Regions from separate parts of the Mus musculus genome. Here region 2 is linked to region 1. A link is a loop called in an ENCODE intact Hi-C map of the cell type or tissue named here. Cell type or tissue: gastrocnemius. All regions are shown on one strand.

Evidence for each region. A loop is a pair of places that touch in the nucleus more often than their neighbours do. Peaks named below come from ENCODE experiments on the same cell type or tissue, not always from the same donor. Only the 100,000 strongest peaks of a DNase experiment are listed, where the experiment ranks them.
Region 2: a loop joins it to region 1, with 7 times the contacts of the local background. A loop is called at or near these places in 15 of 42 quality-filtered maps.

Annotation. Positions count from the first base shown.
Region 1 is chr10:61,876,749-61,879,248 of GRCm38, forward strand. All of the region lies in intron 18 of Col13a1 (collagen, type XIII, alpha 1), which reads right to left. Among named protein-coding and RNA genes, the nearest start is that of Gm40674, 33 kb to the left of the region's middle. In gastrocnemius, no CTCF peak of the experiment used is centred here; a DNase peak (open chromatin) is centred at 1,258.
Region 2 is chr10:62,100,882-62,103,381 of GRCm38, forward strand. No RefSeq gene overlaps it. Among named protein-coding and RNA genes, the nearest start is that of Fam241b, 8.9 kb to the right of the region's middle. In gastrocnemius, a CTCF peak has its summit at 1,401 (motif pointing left); DNase peaks (open chromatin) are centred at 797 and 1,385.

The DNA.
Region 1 (2,500 bases):
CGCAGCAGGTCTGCTAACATGGCACCTAGTGGCTTGGGCCAGACATGAGCTGCTTCTCTCTACTTTTATCCAGGGGCCTGTTATTCCCAGGCTCCCTGGGCGGTGAGCTGTGCATTTTTCTTTCTGATCCTGCCTGGCCAGACACAGCAGCACACTGGCTTTTCTGGGATTTGTGGGCAGGGCTCTGCCTCTCGACTCTGTCCCTCTTAACTTTCAATGTCTTCCTTCTCCCATCATGATCCTAGATCTACAGGAGGAAGGGGCACCGGGAAGGTAGTCATACCATCGTCACAGGAGACAAACAGGGACAAAGAGAAAGTGAGTCAAGGCTAGATTCCAGTTGCCTTGCCGCATGCATCAAACCCCACATGGCACCCCAGTATAGAGATGCAGCTGTGTCCTGCCAGCCTGCAGTCATTTGCCTCAGCTGTGCTGAAGATGATGCTGTGGACGGTAAATCCAGAGCCCAGACTCACCGACTCCCTCCTGACCTGTATGCTCCGTCTGCCCAGACTCTTCCCTGCTATCTCAGAGGACCGCTCTGCCCTCCCTTCTCCAGACAAAGGCTGGAGCGACTCCCACCCTCTTCCTCCATGCTTGGCCCTCCCCACTGGAGTCTCCGTGTCTCGTCTCCCAGCACATTGGCGAGATAATGAGGCTCCCAACTTCAGTCTCTGCTGCCCATAGATAAAAGACTCAGGGATGCTGGGCTCTGAAGTCTGCCTCCATCCTAGGTCCTGGGTGCAGATAAACCACTGTGTTCTTAAACATGCCAGCTACTTCATGGCTCTCTGCTCTTCCTCAGTGCAAAGCCATAGTTATACCTCCATGAGCCGCTTTACTGTCCCCATGTCCCGGTGCTGGATCCCCCACCCAGCAGAGACCACTTTGTATCCTGAACCCCTAGTGATGGAACCCAGGCCTTCATGCATGCTAGGCAATTGTTTTACTCTTGAGTTAGACTTTTAATTCTGAGACAGGGTCTCACTAAGCCATGCAGGCTCACTCTGTAGCCCAGACAGGATCGTGATCCTCCTGCCTTAGCCACTTTGCACTCAGCATCTGTAGACACACTCACACCTGTCTCTGACAGACATTGCACGCTCACCCTCCTAGAGCCAAGTGCTTGAGTTCTACAGAAGGCCTCATCGTTATGTCCAGACACCAAATATATCCTCTTCCACCCTGGCCGGCTCAGGGTGTCTGAGGGGTCCAGCCAGCACAGGCAGGTCTGCTCTGTGGCCAGCAGAGGGCGCAGGAGGACCTACTCTGAACTTCGCCATCTTGGCCACAGTGGTGTTAAAAAAGTCCCCTCAGGGTCCTAGGTGGCACGCATCTCTAGAGGAGCAGGTCCCCTGATAACAGTCCCCTGGACTCCACAATGCTGACCCAGCTAGAAGTCCCTAGACAGGGTCCCCTGGTATGTGCAGGGATGCTGGAAGGAAGTTACCTTGGGAGGTCCTGGCTATTCAGAGGCTTCGGTTTGTCTCTCTTCCCTTCTGGTTTTTGTTGGTTCCTTAGCTTTCTGCAAGGTCTCTGAACTCCCTTCTATCTCCCCCGTGTGGAGCCGGGCTAGGTGTCAGGGTGACTGTTTTCCTCTCTGAGTCCGTGCTGCAGAGTGAGCTCAGCCTAGATCTATTCTGTACCCCCTGGTCCTCCCCCCGCCCCCTGCATGGTTCTCGGGAGGCAGACGAGCCAGAACTGGAGTGGAGATGCTCGGCCCATAGTTCCAGATAAAGGGCTCTCTTTGGGGAGTCTTAGCCTTAGGTGAAACACAGAAGCCTAGGAGGAGTCCTCCATAGGATGGCCGATCTCCCCTACTCCTGCCCCCATCCCCCTCGGTTGATCTTGGCCTCAGGGCCTCAGGGCTTGCTGCCCTCCTGGCCTTTTGCTGGGTAGGAAGCAGGGGCGCCTGGCTGACCCCACACCAAGGCTCTCTCCACTCTCATTAGCCTCACTACTCAGTTCCAGCCTAGGGGCTTGCCCTGCCTTGACCTCTGGATAGACCAGAGAGCACTGCTTTGTGGATGGAGGTGAGGTACCCTTCAGGACCCAAGACACTATCTCAGAAGTTGGAACAGGGGCTGGTGTGGCCATGAATGAAGGAAGGCAACACATGGAAGCTGTGGTGTGCCTCTGTGAGATCTAGGGCCTTCCCTTCTATTGCCCTCTCTAGGTTTTCAGTTCCAAAGGCGCAGGTGGACCTGTGCTCAGTTTGGCCTGATGGCTGGGTACCATGCTTTGCTTTGTGGCTTGGATCTCTCACCTATCCAAGCGTACCAGAGTGGCTCTGATCCCTGTCTGCCTCTGCCTTCCCAGTGGGGATACTAGAGGCTCAGGTGAGGGGAAGGGCTCTCCACAGCTCCTCTGGACCACCTTGTGGCTGGGCAAGTGGGTGCTCCAAGTATCCCAAAGGGTCATAGCCCCTCTGTCCAGCATATGAGGGCACAAGACGTGACTCCCAGGCAGTCAGACACCTTTGGGGAAGATACTGGCTCTT
Region 2 (2,500 bases), 220 kb after region 1:
CACCTGGGGCTGCCGAAGTGCTTTGTGCATGATGTTGCACAAACCCTTGGCAGAACAAAGATACTGGGAAGAGAGATGGTGTCCCTCCCTTGGCTGGTAGACTATTATTCAAACCACTGACCCCGGGGAACTTCACACCGGTAGAAGGAAAAGACTGAAGTGTGATGTAGCCAGAGGAGGAACCTGGCCATCACCAGCAATTGATCACGACTCTGACTGCTTGTCTGCCCACCTTGCAGAAAAGACTTGGAGCAGAAACAAGGGTGATGGGACGGACCACATGCCCTGGCCAGGGTCACTCCACTATGCACACCTCTAGTGCTTTAGTTAAACTGAAACAACATGTTATTGCTTCAAGTGTGGACTTGAGGGTCACAGGACCTCTTTGTCTGTTTCCTTTCAGGGTGGCCGTATTGTGTGCATCTCTTCTCTCCACTTCCATTGGTACTTATCTCTGTAATCGATCTATGGAGGATGGGTGGCTAAGCCTAGCTCCTTAGGGCTGCCAGTGTACAAGCTCCGATCCTAAAACTACAGTGACAGCATAAGAGGGGGATGTTTGCAGGGAAACCTTGTTTTAACAAAACACATTGGGACATCATGGCTGGGAAAATGCTCTGGGAGAGGCATCCTGGTTTACTATGATTGAGAAAGAACCATTTGGGCTCCATTGTCCCTAAATAGAAGCTGCTGAAATATAGAAAAAAAAAAAAAAAAAGCCACAAATCACTTCTCAATGAGGTGAGAATCTCCAAGGCAACCTGCCCAGGGCTGAACACCAGGAGGCAGGAGATGCATGGTCACCATGGAAACCACATCCTAGAAACCCATTGGTATTGGTTTGCCACATTGCAGATGAGGTAATGGGGGTGGAGCTAGACCTGCAGGGTCCCTGGAGACTAGAGTAAAGAAAGGTGTGGGAGGAGGAGAAAAGGAAAGAGGGAGAGGGTTGGAGAGAGAGAGAGAGAGAGAGAGAGAGAGAGAGAGAGAGAGAGAGAGAATATCTCGATCCAGGCCAGGCTCTAGGCCATCTCTCTGAAGCTATATGAGGGAATGGGCCAGGAGCTGAGATGAAACAGATAAAGAAACTGGCCTAAAGCCCAGAAGGATGAGCAGTTGTAGCAAGGTGCCACCATATTGAAAGTCTTTATGGATGTATTCCATCTCTCTAGGTCACTCACTCAGCATGAGTAATTCTCTAGTGCTGCTCCATCGATGATAAATTCAGAAGGATTTGGAATCAGAACAAGCCTAGCTGGGTCCCTCAGGTCCTCCGTTGACCCTGGGTGCTCAAGCACAGGGTGCGAGCTCACCCGCAAAGCCTGCCTCTGGCTCCAATTACTCTCAGACACGTTGGCTGGTCCTTTTCTTCCTAGAAGCTAAGTAGCACCACCTGCTGGTGGTCTCTGGAAGCAAGGCAGCAGTGACTAGTGGTCTCTCCCAACTGTGCCTCTGACAAATCTATCTCTTCAAGCAGGTGGGAGACTAGGATCCATCTCTAATCACCCTCTGGTGTCCTGGGGACCATATGAGTCCTGTGATAGAACGAACCACAGAACACAGCCTGCCCAGATCATCAGTTGGCCATGTGACCTCAGCCAACCATTGGCATCCCTGGGCTACAATGCATGTCCATGATAAGGAATTTGTATGAAATTCCCCCATTGGGGTTCTTGACAGCTTACACAGCAAGCATTATCCTGTCCTGCAGAGGACAGTTCCATCAAATCTGAGGAAGGAGAACACCCCAGAAATACAGTGCCATGTGTCTCTCAGCATCTACGTGATTTAAGGCAACCTGGTGCAAGAGGGCCCACCACCTCCACTGGCCAAGAAGCAGGAGCTAGGCCCAACAATACTACTGTGCAATCAAGCCTGAGACAGTCCACTGCAGCTAGCCTGCCCTCCTCTGATGTGGAGAGGATCCCAGGGCTCCTAGACATATATCAGAGGAGCATAGCTGGGAACCAGAGCTACCCACAAGGCACTGTGGGGACTGGCCTCTTCACCCTTTGACACAGGAAGGTCTCCACAGTGAACAGCCACTCAGAATGCAGAGATGCAGGCCCTTCCTGAAGCTGGCTATCGGGAGATTAGTGCTAGACCAGTTTGGTGGGTGGGGATGGTAGACCTTAGTCTGGGCAGCTAAGCTCACAGCCCAGCTTTCCCGTCTGGCGTGACAACATCCTTGTCCTGTTTTCCCACTGGCACAGCCAGGTCTACCTCTCAGGGTCTGCTGGAAATTAAGCTCTCACGCTCCATCTTTCCAGGATGAAGCCTGGTCCACAGCAACACATTCATCATGATGCTCCCTTAATCTAGACGATCTTCCAACTTCTTGCCCTATCAAGAGCGTGTATACAGCAGGCTCCTGGCTGTTCCCTCCACCTGTAATCCTACTGAGCACTTGCTGTATGCAAAGCACTGTACCAGACAGCAGGGCTAGAATGACGGGAAAGGTAGTTTGGATGCAATAACCCACAGAGCTTCTGGTCTAAAA